Linked DNA regions of Mus musculus: all the other regions are linked to region 1. The links are chromatin loops, found by intact Hi-C in ENCODE. Cell type or tissue: heart. All regions are shown on one strand.

Evidence for each region. Peaks named below come from ENCODE experiments on the same cell type or tissue, not always from the same donor. Only the 100,000 strongest peaks of a DNase experiment are listed, where the experiment ranks them.
Region 2: a loop joins it to region 1, with 7 times the contacts of the local background. A loop is called at or near these places in 40 of 42 quality-filtered maps.
Region 3: it touches region 1 in a loop (3.0-fold over the local background); 5 of 42 quality-filtered maps call a loop at or near these places.

Annotation. Positions count from the first base shown.
Region 1 is chr11:109,443,806-109,448,805 of GRCm38, reverse strand. All of the region lies in intron 1 of Gm45916 (predicted gene, 45916), which reads right to left. Among named protein-coding and RNA genes, the nearest start is that of Gm45916, 6.2 kb to the right of the region's middle. In heart, CTCF peaks have their summits at 3,037 (motif pointing left), 4,013 (motif pointing right) and 4,759 (motif pointing left); no DNase peak of the experiment used is centred here; H3K27ac peaks cover 918 bases.
Region 2 is chr11:109,582,456-109,587,455 of GRCm38, reverse strand. Wipi1 (WD repeat domain, phosphoinositide interacting 1) reads left to right here. Exons shown (of 13, transcript NM_145940.2): 5 at 2,264-2,361; 6 at 3,289-3,381; 7 at 4,259-4,329; 8 at 4,977-5,000. The region is part of intron 2 of Gm39442 (a long non-coding RNA gene); the gene reads right to left. Among named protein-coding and RNA genes, the nearest start is that of Gm39442, 6.6 kb to the right of the region's middle. In heart, a CTCF peak has its summit at 2,172 (motif pointing right); a DNase peak (open chromatin) is centred at 2,315; H3K27ac peaks cover 1,412 bases.
Region 3 is chr11:109,616,465-109,621,464 of GRCm38, reverse strand. All of the region lies in intron 2 of Gm11685 (a long non-coding RNA gene), which reads right to left. Among named protein-coding and RNA genes, the nearest start is that of Gm11685, 5.8 kb to the right of the region's middle. In heart, CTCF peaks have their summits at 27 (motif pointing right) and 2,172 (motif pointing right); a DNase peak (open chromatin) is centred at 4,524; H3K27ac peaks cover 491 bases.

The sequences.
Region 1 (5,000 bases):
GGGCACTGTACCAACTGAAGCACATGCCTTCTCGGAACGCCAAATCTCTAAGTAAACATCACAGACACCCAACGCCAAGGGCTGGCAAGCATTTGCTATAAAGGGCCAGATAGTAAACTCTTGAATCTTTTCTTATCACAGGATTCTGCCAAAACTATCCAGTGGCCATCATGTAGGGTCCGAAGCAGGCACAGACTGAAAACGAAGGGGGCATAGCTGCCTTCAACAATATTTTATCATGGGTGCAGAAATTTGAACTTCATAAAAATGACCATATGTGAAATATTTAACTGGGGGTGGGGATGGGGAATGGTATGGCATTTGTAGCCCACAATCTATTAAAATAAGATTTGGAGGGTCTGGAGAGATGGCTTGATAACACTCTTGCCGAGTACCCAAGTTCAATTCCCAGCGCCCAAGTTGGGCAGCTCACAACTGCAAGTAACTGCAGCTCTGGGAGATCTGACGCTGTCTTCTGGACTCCTTGGACACCAGCAAGCATCCACAAACACACACATACACACAAATACACGTAACTTAATACTAAGTAATCCTAGGAAGGAAGGAAGGAAGGAAGGGAGGGAGGGAGGGAGAGAGAGAGAGAGAGAAAGAAAGAGAGAGAGAGAGAAAGGAAGGGAGAGGGGGGATGGAGGGAGGGAAGGAAACAAGGAAGAAAACAAGGAAGAAAACAAGGAAGGAAGGAAGGAAGGAGGGAGGGAAGGAAGGAAGGAAGGAAGGAAGGAAGGAAGGAAGGAAGGAAACAAGCAAAATTTGGTGCCAGACTTGGTAGCATGCACTTATAATTCCAGAACCCAGGAGACAAATTCAAGAAGATCATGAGTTCAAGGACACCCTGCTCTACACAGTGAATTACAAAGTGGAGGTAGCACCAGGCAGTGAGGTCCCTGGGGAGCACTTTGGGTCCTGTCACCTACAAGAGTAAAAATGAATTCAGCTGCCTGCCCACCATAGTCTCTTATCCCTGCTCCATGTGTCTCCAACATTGCAATGGCTCTGAGCACCCCAGCCCTGAACACTAAGCTCTGACAGACAGAAAGGTGTTGCTGTTCCTGGTGGTGGCTCACGCCCGTAACGCCAGCACATGGGAGGCTGAGGCAAGACTGTCACAAGTTCCAAGTCAGTCTTCAAAAAGAAAGCATAATCAATCAAACTAAAATAAAAAATTCAGGAGTCACGATAGGGGCTAAAAAGACAGCGAAGAGTGAAGCATTTGCAGCACGGCTTGAGTTTAACCACAGAAGCCCACTGTGACCTCAGTCCTTGGGTGGGGGAGTGCGGCTCAGCTGCCCGCTGGTCGAGCTGAAAGAGCAAACCCCTGGCTCAGTGAGAGACCCTGCCTCAAAAGAATAAGGCGGGAAATAAATCAAGGTACCCGATCCTGACCTCTGACATCCACACACCCAAGCACGGGAGAGCCCACCTTTACACATGTGCACCCCCACAAATGCACAATGGATCATCAAAGTCCCTTTTCTAAACGTGTATTATTTTGGTACAAGAGAGATGGCTCAGCAAATAAAAGCACTGGCTGCTCTTCCAGAGGACCCAGGTTCGAGTCCCACCACCAACACAGCACCTCACAACAAACGGTAACTCCAGTCCCAAGGCATCCAATGTCCTCTTCCGTCCTCTGAGGGCAGCAGGCAGAGATGCAGTGCACGGGCATACATGCAGGCAAAATACCTACACGCATTAAAAGAATACATTTCCATTGTATTTTATGCATACGAGTGTTGTGCCTGAGTGTCTGTCTGTGTGTGGCTTGCGTACAGTGTCTGCAGAAGCCAGAAGACCTTGTCAGATGCCCTGGAACTGTTGTTGCAGACACTGTGAGCATCTATGTTGGTGCTCAGAATGGAACCTGGGTCCTCTGGTAGGGCAGCCAGTGCTCTTAACCACTGAGCAATCTCTCCAGACCCTCACCAAAGTAATTTTCAGATCATAGGTGTGAAAGTCAGGCAAGATCAGGCAGTTGCCAATGCATTAATTAACTGATTTTTTTTTCCATGATGACTCTCTTCAGCTCATTACTTTCTGTCCTTGTATTTAGACCATGTCCTTTCTGTACAAAGGTAGGATGTGTGCCTCTGTCTAGTTGCTAAGGTTATGTGCCCTTTTGAGACAAATGTGTGTGTTTATACTATGTTTCCAAACCCTTTAGCAATTTATCTCTTTTTTTTTTTTGAAGCAGGGTCTTATATAGCCCAGGCTAGTCTTCGACTGCCTATATAGCAGGGGATAACCTTAACCTTTTGATTCTCCAGCTGCCACATCAGTGCTGGGGTTATAGACATAGTTACTGTGCCCAGTTTTAGGGAGTGTTGGGGATTAAACCCAAGGCCTGGTGTATGCTAGGCAGGTACTCTACCAAGTGAGCCGTGGTCCCAGCACACAGAGTTATCGTTTTCACTCCCAGCAGTACATAGCTTCAGGACATTATTATATCTGGGGATCAAATGGAAAATACATCGCAAGTCTGAGTTTCAATCGGCTAAATTCAAGTCGCTTCCAGGTATATATTACACATAGATTCTGTATTCTGTCCAAAATAAACTAAAAATCAAAATCATCAGAATTCAGTTTCTCTCTTCCTCCCTCCCTCCCTCCCTCTCTCCCTCCCTCTGACTTGTCTGGGATGGCCTTGAACTCACTATCCAGCCAAGGACAGCCTTGAACTTCGGATCCTCCTGCCTCCATCTCTCAAGTGCCAGGGTTACAGACCAGTACTACCATGTCCGGCATGATTCTTACTTTTAAAAGCTCCCACATTCTGGAGTTCATTGATAAGCCATCCCGTGATTAGAAGCCACTGCTTTGAAGCTTTAAACAGTCATCAAACCCAGCTCATACGAAGGCAATTCTAACACATTACAGGCTGCGCCACTCCTCGAGATACACAGAACACAGAGGATTGGGCGGCTGTCCTCTACAGATGTGTCTCTAACACAGGTCTGCCATATCCAATAGGTGGGCCAGCCACCAAGGCACACTAGGTCCCCCTGGTGTTCATTTTTATAATGATTCTAACCACACAAGGCTAACAGTTTGAGTTTTCATGCAAAAACAAAAAACAAAACAAACAAAAACCCTATGCATTAAAAGCCAGATTCAAATGACGTCAGTGCACTTGGATCCCTTCCAGGGGAATTTAGACAGCAAGTCTGGCGCCCCAGAACGTATCGCCAACGAGTATTGAGAGCGAACACAACCCGGGCCATGCGTGTGTGTCACATATATTCACCTTTCCTGCCACTCAGGAAGACAAACAGGTTAAGGACCCTAGCAACTTTTTTCCTTAGGATCAAAGATGAAGTCCCTCCTCTCCCCTGACTGTTAGTCCTGTCTTTGTGAATGAACTCCTGCTGTGTAGTACCCACAGCACAGTGAGCTCACTCTGACCCCTCTTCTAAACTACGCCAACCTATGCTGTCTGCAAATCCCATCAGGACTACTGTCTGTCTGTCTGTCTGTCTGTCTGTTTGCTTGTGGTTTTATTTCTCTGGGAGGTGTTATTGAGACAAGGTCCACGTAGCTCAGGGTAGCCTCAAACTTGCTACGAGGCAAGGATGACCTTGAACTAATCCCCTCGCCTCTGCCTCCTAAGCCCCGGGATTACAGGCTTGTTGCCCTGACACCTGGCTCTTCTTTCTAAATATATCCAGGATCCGACTGAATTGCCATCCCTGCTTCTCTCTCTGAGCCAAGCTAAGGTCATCTCAACTGCATTATAACAATGATCTTCCAGCAACACCCTGACACCTCCTAAAATTCCCACACAGCAGCCATAGTGATCCTTTCAGAGCACACACTAACCACAACTCTTCAAGGATGAACCCTAGATAAGCCACATGGTGCTATTACTTTCTCCTCTGGTACAACTATGCCGACCACTGATCAATTCCCCCATCCCCACTCCTTGTTTCCTGGGGTGTTTAAACTGCACGTACGCCCGTGCACCACATACATGCAGTGCCCGAAGAGGCCAGAAGAGGGTATCGGACTCTCTGTTCCTGGAGTTACAGAGGGTTGGGAGCCGCCATGTGTCCACTGAGCCATCTCTCCCTTCAGTATGAATATGCTATATCCTTTTAATTTGCTTGATTCCAAATTTCAGCCCTAAGGAGGCATTCCTAACTGTCCTGTTAAAAAGGATATTTGGGACTGGGGGGCATGGCTCAGTTGGTATGAGGCTCACCTAGCATGCAGGAAGCCCAGAGTTCAATCCCCAGTGTTGCATAAAACCAGACGTGATGGTACATTCGTGTAGGGCGAAGAGTTAAGGCCATCCTTGACTACAGCAAGTTCGAGGTTTCCTGGACCACGTGAGACCCTGGCTCAACCCCCAATTTGCTTCTATTCTTTTACTCTGACTATACCATAAGAGCATTGGTTTCTTCCTCTACTTTCTCTCTCTTCCTCTAAAAAAACACTAGGGAAGACTTTTCTTTTTTTGTCTCTGCTATATCCTGAAGGGTTTGACAAGACCTAGCACATAGCCCCTGGTATTAAAACATTATTAAGAGACTAAACCATGTGAATGAGTGAGGTTTATTATCTTTCACTGATTGACAAACCCCTTTGTTATATGAGTTTTTAAAAATGGTATCTAGGGTCTGGAGAGATGGCTCAGCAGTTAAGAGCACTGCTTGCTCTTCCAGAGGTCCTGAGTTCAATCCTCAGCAACCTAATGGTGGCTCACAACCATCTATAATGGGATCCGATGCCCTCTTCTGGCCTGCAGGCATATGTGCAGATAGAGCATTCATAAGTAAATAAAGTGGTATCTATTTACAATGATAGCTTGAGAATCCGGTGCTAGCATAAAGTGCTTGGTGAGCCCCTGGAGGCTGAACACACTGTGCACAGAAACCACTGTTATTCCAAGACCGGAAGATGGGGTTCCAAGTGCCCATCGTGGGCATACTGTATGGTCTGTTGGCTGAAAGGGACAAGCCTTGATCAATGAGCAGAGCCCAAAG
Region 2 (5,000 bases), 140 kb before region 1:
TGCTGCAGGGACACTGTCCCCACCCCACCCCATTATCCTTATAATAAAAATGGCTCCTGTCACCTCCAGAGTTTCCTTGGCTTCCTTTACTTCCAAAAGATATCGAGGCATCTTACATCCAACATGTTCCGATGCAAGTTTTCTCTCAAAGGCCAGGCTTGCCGCCTCAACCAAAGTGCAGACCTCCAGTGACTTCCACTCCGAGGAGGCTCCGCCCTCCCTTATCAGCGTGGATGATGAGATAGAAAACGTTTGCCTTTCCGGTAGTTGAACGTGAAGTTCCTAGCTAACTGTATTTAATCGTACTCAGGAAAAGCTAAAGCACGCTGACCTTTCCCACTGGGAAGTCCTGTTCGGTTAGGAGTGAACTCTCACAGGGCTCCAGAGGGTAATGGGATTGGAAGAGAGCGAACCTCTGATTGAGAGCCTTGGGCTGAAAACTGTGAAAGAGAATATTCTTTGTATCCCGAGGTCTGAGTGCTCAGCAGTGGAGGGGTCACTGCCAGTGTTAAGTCGAGAGGTCTCCTGAAGGTTTTCTCGATTCAAATCCTTTGTTCAGAACGGGATTTCTTAAACTCCTCCCCCCCAACAGCCCCTTCTCAGTTCAAGAATTTTTTTTAAATGGCTCTGAGCATATATGCAGACAAAATAGATATATATATATATATCAAACACTGGCTGATAATAGATCATAAATTTGTTTTAAAATAATTCTTGGGTATAATCTCACCATTTCCTGAAGACAGTAAAGTTTCCATACTGATGACACAGAAAGCTTGCTTCTTTTCACATGAGCAATCTAATCTCAGCTGAACATATGATTCTGTGTTTTTTTTATTTTATAGTTGGTAGTGCCAAAAGCATTACTTCAAACACCAGGAAGTATATTTAGGAGCATTGCGTGAGTTGTGTTCAAATCCCAAGCCAAGGTTCGTTTAACTTTCTGTTTTGTTTGGTTTTTGTTTTTCAAGATAGGGTTTCCCTGTGTGGCCCTGGCTGTCACTGTGTAGACCAGGCTGGCCTCAAGCTCAGAGATCCTGTGTCTGCCTCCCAAGTGCTGGGACTAAAAGTGTATGTGCAACACCACCGCCTTGGTTCACTTAACCATTTTAAAATGAAATTCAAATCAGCAACTCAGAGAGCAATTTTTATGACTTTAATATATTTTTATTAGATATTTTCTTCATTTGCATTTCAAATGCCATCCCCTTTCCTAGTTCCCTCTCCAAAACTCCCCTATCCCTTTCCCCTCCCCCTGCTCCTCAACCTACCCATTCCTGCTTCCTGGCCCTGGCATTCCCCTGTACTGGGGCATAGAATCTTCCCAAGACCAAGGGCCGCTCCTTCCATTGATGGCCGACTAGGCCATGCTCTGTTACATATGCATCTAGAGACACGAGCTCTGGGGGGTATTGGTTAGTTCATATTGTTGTTCCTCCTATGGGGTTGCAAACCCCTTCAGCTCCTTGGGTACTTTCTCTAGCTCCTTCATTGGGGACCCTGTGCTCCATCCAATAGATGACTGTGAGCATCCACTTCTGTATTTACCAGGCACTGGCATAGCCTCACAGGAAACAGCTATATCAGGGTCCTGTCAGCAAAATCTTGTTGGCATCTGCAATAGTGCCTGAGTTTGGTGGTTGTTTATGGAATGGATCTCCGGGTGGGGTAGTATCTGGATGTTCCTTCCTTCAGTCTCAGCTCTGAACTTTTCCAACACAAGACAATACCAATTTGATAGTAACATTCCAGGCAGTGTGGGGAAACATTGAATGTCTCAGCTTCCTATTAACTGTTGCTTTTTCTCTAAGGGTAGGGAAGTTTGTGTAGAGTAAAACCCTGCAGCTCTCAGCATATGGTAGCCATGAGTCTGAGCCAAGGTGCTCGGAAGGCTGTGTGTGTTAGCGGTGTGGTAGCACACACAGTATGGTGTGTGCACTTTGTGTGTTCAGAACCAAGGCTGCAGCGAAGAGATGCAAACCAGGCTGGTACTGCAGAAACACCCCAGATCCCGTATGTACCTCACTCCGAATTAATCTTTGCCTGCTGTGCATTCAGAAATGTTTCATGGTTGTCAACTTTTTGTGACTGTGTCCCTATGTGACCCCGGGGTGTGGGTGACAAAAAGAAAGGACTAGAACAAGCTACAGAAATACTCAAGCATGTTCCTCTCCTAGCCAGCAGGTGGCAGTAGAGACACATGGTTTTCAGGTGCCCTTTCCAGCCGTGCTCCTTTGGCCTCATGCTGTGTGTTCTTTGCCAGGTCTCTGTGCCCTGTCTATCAACCATTCCAACTCTTACCTGGCCTATCCTGGAAGCCAGAGTACAGGCGAGATTGTACTCTATGATGGAAACTCCCTGGTAAGTTCACAACGGTCCCTGGTGTACCAGCCTGCCCGCCCTGGCCAGCTGGTAAATAGACTTGATAAGGAGGCCCTGTTGCAGTGGGGTGAGCTGTATGGGGGAGCTCTCTGGCCACAGCAGTTGGGTGAAGGAAAATAAAGGGCATCTCTGTTGAAGCTCTCAGTCAATATTAGTTAACATCGCTGTGAGGCAGGTGCCAAAACAAGGCAGAACACCTGCCCACAGTGAAATCATTGAGACAGCTCACAGTCCATCTGCTTATGCTACCCTCTGCTCCCCGAGGGTTCATAGAGCAGGGCAGGATAACTCTGGAAATCCCCTAAAGAAGCAAGCAGAAAGATCCCCTAAAAGCCTGGCTTTGTGTCAGGCACATAGCTGGTCATCCACCTTCCCAAAGACAGGGTAAGGAACACACACACACACAGAGCTCTGAGAATGTCACAGAAGATGGGATGGAAAGGACAGAAGACCCAGGAGAAAGGGTGGCTCATAATAGAATGCTGCTTTCTGTACATGACACAGATTGTCAGTAACCCTGACATTTGCACTAGATCGGGCATGTCATGGAAGGGCTGGGGCGAGGGGCTTATGAGAACCAGCTCCATGTGGCTGTTAAATTGCTATGGTGGGGATAGGGGAGACATTTTCTTCAGTAGCATAGTTGCCCACTAAGTTGCCATTGCTAAGTTGCCCAAGACCCTGTAAGAAGCCCTCATTAGTTCACCAAAACAGAGCGAGGTCAGGGATCGGGGGGAGGGGGAGGAAGAGGGGTTCCTACTAGCAGAGCTCCATAGGAAACGATTCTCAGCTTAACCACAAGTAGCCCAGTGGTGAGCAGGGAGATAAGGCCGAGAGCAAGGAGACGGGGTAATTCATCTTCACCCTTCACCAGTATTGATCTGCACTTCTCCCCAACACCAACAGAAAACGGTGTGCACCATTGCTGCCCACGAGGGGACGCTGGCCGCTATCACCTTCAACTCCTCGGGCTCCAAGCTAGCAAGCGCGTCTGAAAAAGTAAGTGTATTCTGGCTTCCTCTCCTGCCTGGGCTTGCAGAACCCCTACTGAGGTGCGCAGACTGCAGCTGGAGCAGTAATAGCAACGTAAAGATTGACGGGTCTCTAGACCTGCTCAGAAATGGTTTCAGGGTGAGAGTGTTTGGACCCTGCCTGCAGTAGTCCATCAGTGGGTTTGTCCATATCAAAGGCAGACAGCAACGCAGAAGCAAGACACTTGGCATAAAAACTTGTAGTTTAAGCCGGGTGTGGTGATGCACGCCTTTAACCCCAGCACTTGGGAGGCAGAGGCAGGCAGATTTCTGAGTTCGAGGTCATCCTGGTCTACAGAGTGAGTTCCAGGACAGCCAGGGCTACACAGAGAAACCCTGTCTCGAAAAACAAACAAACAACAACAACAACAACAACAACAAAACCTTGTGGTTTTACTGAGAGACCCATGTGCCTATTGTCCCCAGATAAGGATGCATGTCCCATTGTCCACAGATGTGGAGAGATTGGACTCTGTTGACCAGAATAAACAAAGAAGGTGATCAAGTTACATTTCAAATGCCATGTAAACCAGATATATTTTAATAAGCAGAGATAGAATAGTCTATAAACGCAGAACAGTTTGTGATCACACAAGCACACGCACACACACTGAGAGAGCCTTGAACAAGGCTAGGGAGGGAATTTTACATGGGGTACACAGAGTTCCAAGAATTCATATTTGGCACAGTAAATATACAAATAAAAATGCCCCTGCACCCAAAGCTTTGTGCTCCTCCTCAGAGACAGACGCTCAAAGCCAGCAGAGCAAACTGCCTTGGGAAGGGGCCTCATCTCTGTGTGGAGCATCTGTGCTTAGGAAAAGGCCGTCTGCTTTCTCTCCCAGGGCACTGTCATCCGAGTGTTCTCTGTTCCCGAGGGCCAGAAACTCTATGAGTTTCGTCGAGGAATGAAAAGGTCTGTGTCCAGTGTCTGTCTCATTAAAACCTCCCTGGCAGCTGGCTGGGGAGAGGGCAAGGGCAGGCCCTACAGCCTCCTCCTAGAGGTTAAATGCTTTCCAAGTAATAGACTCAGGGCCCCACGGGGGTGGGGGGCATTGTAAAAACAAGGCAAAGAAGAGGGGGGGGGGCTTAATGCTGAGACTTGAGACCAGAAGTCAGGGTCTTTTGATATGGCCATGGGAGGGAAACCAGCACAGGAGAAAGCAGAGGGCCAGGGAATTACACACCGGACACAATGTCCGATCCCTGCACAAAGGGAAATAGGGGGCACCATCCTATGTGAGCGGTTGGGACCGGTTTTTGGCTGAGAGGTTTGCAGCTGGGTCTGTTCAGAGCACCTTGGAGAGGTCCACAGGCTAAGGAAGCAGGGCTCCCATCCTCTGGCTGGGAGGAAGGGCCAGGCCCTGTGGGTTCTACCTAAGCCCAGGGCTCCCCTTGAATCCCTCCCATGTGGCTTTTTAAACATGAACCACATACTGTTGTGGGTGGGGGTGGGGGGGTTAGAACAGCTTGGCCCTTCGAGACACATTTCCCTCTCAGAACAGTGAGGTGATGCCCCTCCCGGTTCCGGCTTATCGGCCCATGTGGTGTTGTTGTCTCTAGGTATGTGACAATCAGCTCCCTGGT
Region 3 (5,000 bases), 170 kb before region 1:
CCAGAGAAGAAATCTCTAGTGTTGTCACAGTGGACACCAGCAGATGGCAGTAATGAGGCTCTGAGTCATAATCTGACTACTTTAGCTGAAGATTCTAGCGTTAAGTATCCACAACAGACAGACCCTCTATACACCACTTGCAGGGTCCTCCTTCCAATGATCACTGGGAAAGTCTACTAAGAGGGGCTGAATGACCTATGAACGGCAGGAGGAAGGGCAGGTGAAATTTGGATAACCACATTGCTGAGCTGTGTCTCCTTCTGAAGTCATTAGGGCTGTGGTATCCTGCAGATGAGTTCAGGGGCTCCGCCCAGACAGACCTTTTCTGATCTCCTGCTGGTACAAGGGAGGTCCTGGCTTGCAAGGTAGACATGGGGACTTATTTTAAGCTTTTAGTCAAGTCAAGACAGCCAAACAGTAAGTGAAAAATGTAAACCTGGTGAGGGACCAGACAGGCATAGTGCAACTCACAAAAAAATAATCCATTCTTTCTATTATAAAATATTGGTCAATATAGTCGTCATTCTTTTTGTAACTAACAGACTTTTCTAATTGGCACACAAAACATCTCAACTAAGCTACAGGATTTTACAGTAGGAAGGAATTGTTTCACCTGGCTTTTCTCGAGCTTAGGTGTGTGGCATACTGAGCTCTGCTCGTTCTATTAGATTACATCTACAGGAGAACGCACCCCACAAAGGAACCACGAGGCATCTTGGTAAAAGAGTGTGAGAAAACTCTTAGCCAGGTTCATGTTAAATGATTCTATCAGCAAAGGGTAGAAAGAGCTGGAATCACACCAGGATAGACTGTGGCGAGAGGCAGGTGGTTTAAGAGTTGGCATCTCAGAAATCAGGAAGCGGGAGAAGCTTGGGTCTGGGAAGGGCATCCATCCGGAGTGAGTCATTTGATGCTATTTCACAGCTGCCGCTGGGCCTTGACTTAAACACCCTCCTGAGCAGCTGAATTTAGGCCTCAGTGGCCTTGTTGTTGACTGTCAAGGCCGGTGCAGTCTGCTTCCCAGGGCTTTTAAAGGGCTGAAGTGAATTGTGAATTCCCCAAGACTTTCGATTTCTTTTCAACACAGCAAATATAAATGAAAGAGCTGGGTGTAGCTCCGGTGGTAGAGTGCTTGCCTGATATGCAGAGTGTCCTAGGTTCGAGCCCCAGGAGCTCATAAACCAGGGATAGTAAATGCTCACGTGTGATCCCAACATGTGTGGCAACAGGAAGATCAGAATTCAAGGACATTCTAAGCTACATAGCAAGTTCAAGGCCAGGCTGAAATACGTGAAACCCTGTCTCAACGATTAATAATAATAATATTATAATAAACAATAAAACAAATTAAACTATTAAAGGTTTCTCACCTCCCACCACACAAGAGCTACCTGGTCCTTTTTCTTACTTCCCTTTCTGCCCGACACCATGTTTCTTTGCTCTGCTATGAGCACTTTGGCTCCAAATGCTTCCTATCTTTCACGACTGCAAAAGCCACTTCCTTCTCCCTCTTGTTCTTTTATCAAATGGAACTTTCTATTTCTATTTCTAAGGAAAAAAAAAAAAAACAACACTGTATCCCTACCAATCCCCAACCTTTCCCTTTGTGTCCTTAGGCCAGTATCTAAGGCAGCACCTACTTTATTTCCCGAGTCCATTGTCTGTCTAGTTATGTCAGCTTGGAGTTTTTTATTTTTATTTTTATACAGTGATTTATCCCCAGGACCTAGAGCAATGGTTGGCTCAAAAAGAACACTCAGTAAGACCCAAGCTCTTGACTAAATAGGCAGACACCTTCCAAACTTCTTCTCCTACAAGAAAGTGGCGAAAGAAGTGAGCGTATTTCACGCTGACATAAAGAAAATAGATTTTAAAAGAGCAAGAGATGGGGACTGGAGAGATGGTATGGTGGTTAAGAGCACCAACTGCTCTTCTAGAGGTCCTGAGTTCAATTTTCAGCAACGATATGGTGGCTCACATCCATCTGTAATGGGATCCAATGCCCTCTTCTGGTGTGTCTGAAGACAGCTATAGTGTACTCATATACATAAAATAAATAAATCTTAAAAAAAAAAAAAGAACAAGATAATGTCTTCAGGTCTCTTCTTGCAGGACTTTGACATCAAGCTGATCTCCATAAGGAGGTCCACTCCATCAGCATGGAACTAAATATCGGGTCGTATCACTAGATGGCGCTGTCCGCCAAGAAGCTCTCTCTCTCTCTCTCTCTCTCTCTCTCTCTCTCTCTCTCTCTCTCTCTCTCTTTTTGAGACAGGGTTTCTTTGTATAGCCTGGAACTCACTTTGTAGACCAGGCTGGCCTCGAACTCAGAAATCCGCCTGCCTCTGCCTCCCAAGTGCTGGGATTAAAGCGTGCACCACCACAACCGGCTGAAGCTCTCCATTCTTGTCACCTCCACCCAACCAATTTCAGGGTGGTGGACTGAGAGGAAACCTTTCACAAAAATAAGACAGAACCTGGTTTCTTTTGATTTGTTGTGTTTTTATTGGGACAGGGTCTCATTTAGTCTAGACTAGCTTTGAATTCACTCTGTAGCCAAGGCTCACCTAAACTCCTCACCCTCGCACCCTTACTTCCTGGGTACTGAGATTACAGAACATGTGCCCACTAGCTTTCATGGTGGTGAAAATTGAAGCCAGGATGTCATGTATCCTAAGCAAACACTCTACCAACTGGGACATAACCCCAGCTCCCAAAGTTCGTTGTTTAAATACTATTTATCAGCTATCCCAGGCTCACCCAGAAGCCCAGGTTAACCCATGGCCCGGAAACAAGTGTTTTAAAGTCTCTTGGCTAGTCAGTCACCGTAGTACATTGGTTTCCTTTTGGAAAACTGTGTCTCCTTGGAGCTTCCTGCTTGTGCTTAGCTTATGTCATCCTGACTATCTGTCTCACCTCTTGCCTCCTGTCTCTGTGCAGATGGAGCACAGGCTAAGATGCTAAGTGTATTTTTAACCTTAAGCCTCCCAAGTGCCCAAATGCTAGGGTTGCTGATCTGCACCACTATGTCAGTCTCACGCTATTCTGGGGACTAACTTGGGGTTCATGCCCACTGGGTAAGCACCCTACCAACAGAGGTACATCCCCTGCCTGTTTTGTTTCTCTGTGGCAGATAATGAATGGCCTTGAACTTCCGATCCACCTGCCTTCATATCCCCAGAGCTGGAATTATAAGCACACAGCATCATTCCTAGTTCCCACACGTGCATGTGTTCTACATGAATGTGTGCATGCATGTGTGCCTGTGTGCAGGTTAGACATATACGTGTGGGGCTGGGGGAGACCAAAACTCAGCCTCAGCTGTCATCCCTCAGGCACCATTCACCTTGTTTTGAGAAAGGGTCTCTCATGGCTTGGAACTTCCCAATTAGGTTCGGTAGCAGGCTAGAGAGCCCCCTGCCCCCACCCCCACCCCCCAGGGATCTACCTATCTCTGCCAGCACAGGGCTGGGAATAGAAGCTCACAGTATCACCTCTGTCTTTTCGATGTAAGTTCTGAGGACCAAACTCTTGCTTGTGAGGCAAGCTTACTAACTGAACTATCTCCCTAACCCAGTTTCACTCTCTTAAGAAGAACTATTCAAGTTGAAGAACGTCAGGGTGCTTGCTGGCATTTCTTCCTGGCCCTTCAGATATCATTTATTCATTTGTGGGGTTGGGTGGTAGTGACCGGGTGTGCCTGGGTTTCACAGACATGGTGGGGGGGGGGAGGATCTGCTGAAGTGTCTGTCCTCCTTCCACTATGGGGGCCTTGGTGAGCAAAAGTACCTTTACCCTTTGAACTGCCTCACAAGCTCCCTGTCCTTTCACTTTTTACAAATAAATCAAGAGATGGGGCCAGCAAGATGGCTGGCTCGAGGCAAAGACCCTTGCTAGGCAAACCTGGAGACCTACATTCTATTCCCAAAACCCAAGTAATGATGAAAGGAGAAAACCCTACAGCGTTGCCCTCTTACCTCCATGTGGGTGCTGTGGCATCAGTATGCCCTCTCCACCACACACTGTCACAAACACATACACACACACACACACACACAATATCACACATACAATATCACACCCACAATATCATACACATGCATACAATATCACACACAAACACACACAATATCACGCACACACAATATCACACACATGCACACAATACCACACCCACAACATCACACACATGCACACAATATCACACCCACACAATATCACACACATGCACACAATATCACACATACACACAAACACACAATATCACACACACACAAATACAATTTATAAATAAAGAGATAAAAATTAATGCAGAAGAAACGTCTCCAATTGGGTGCATTTGTTCAGTTCCACCATGCTACCTCACACAGACTGCATAGATTGGAAAACCAGAAAAGCCCAACTGTGCATTTTGCTCAACCATTCCAAATGCTTCCTGTTTGCAATTCAGGCCAATTTATCTCCTTTCCCAGAAGTCGCTGTGCAGCCAACCCCTCCCCTGTGCTCTGGAAGGTCAGGCTGACTCCTTCAGCTCTCTCCCTGTAGAGACATAACCTTCCTTCTTCCTCCTCTCACCCTGCCTTCACGGCCTGAGCTCTTTCCATCTTTGCCTCTGTGCCAAGTCTCCAGAGACTGGCCCGCTAGGGTCCAAGTTTCTCAGGTCCCCTTCTGGTTATTGGAACACAGTAATAAAGAGAAAGGAAATTTACTGTGGCTTGGTTTTATAAAAATAGAATGGATTTTATAAAAAGAAGACAGGAGCTTGTTCACCCGGTAGTTACTCTAATTAGTGGCAGCTGGGTGGCATGGGCAACCATATTAGTTGACCGGAGGCTTGCGTCAGACAGGATGTCTGTCTCATTTCCAACTTCCCTGTTAATGGCCCCATGCAGACCCTAATCAGCATCTTACAATTAAAGCCTGCTCATTACCCAGATAAGAAGTGTCCCCATTAGGCAAGTAGAGGTCCACAATCTTGTATTACCAATGACATTTAATTC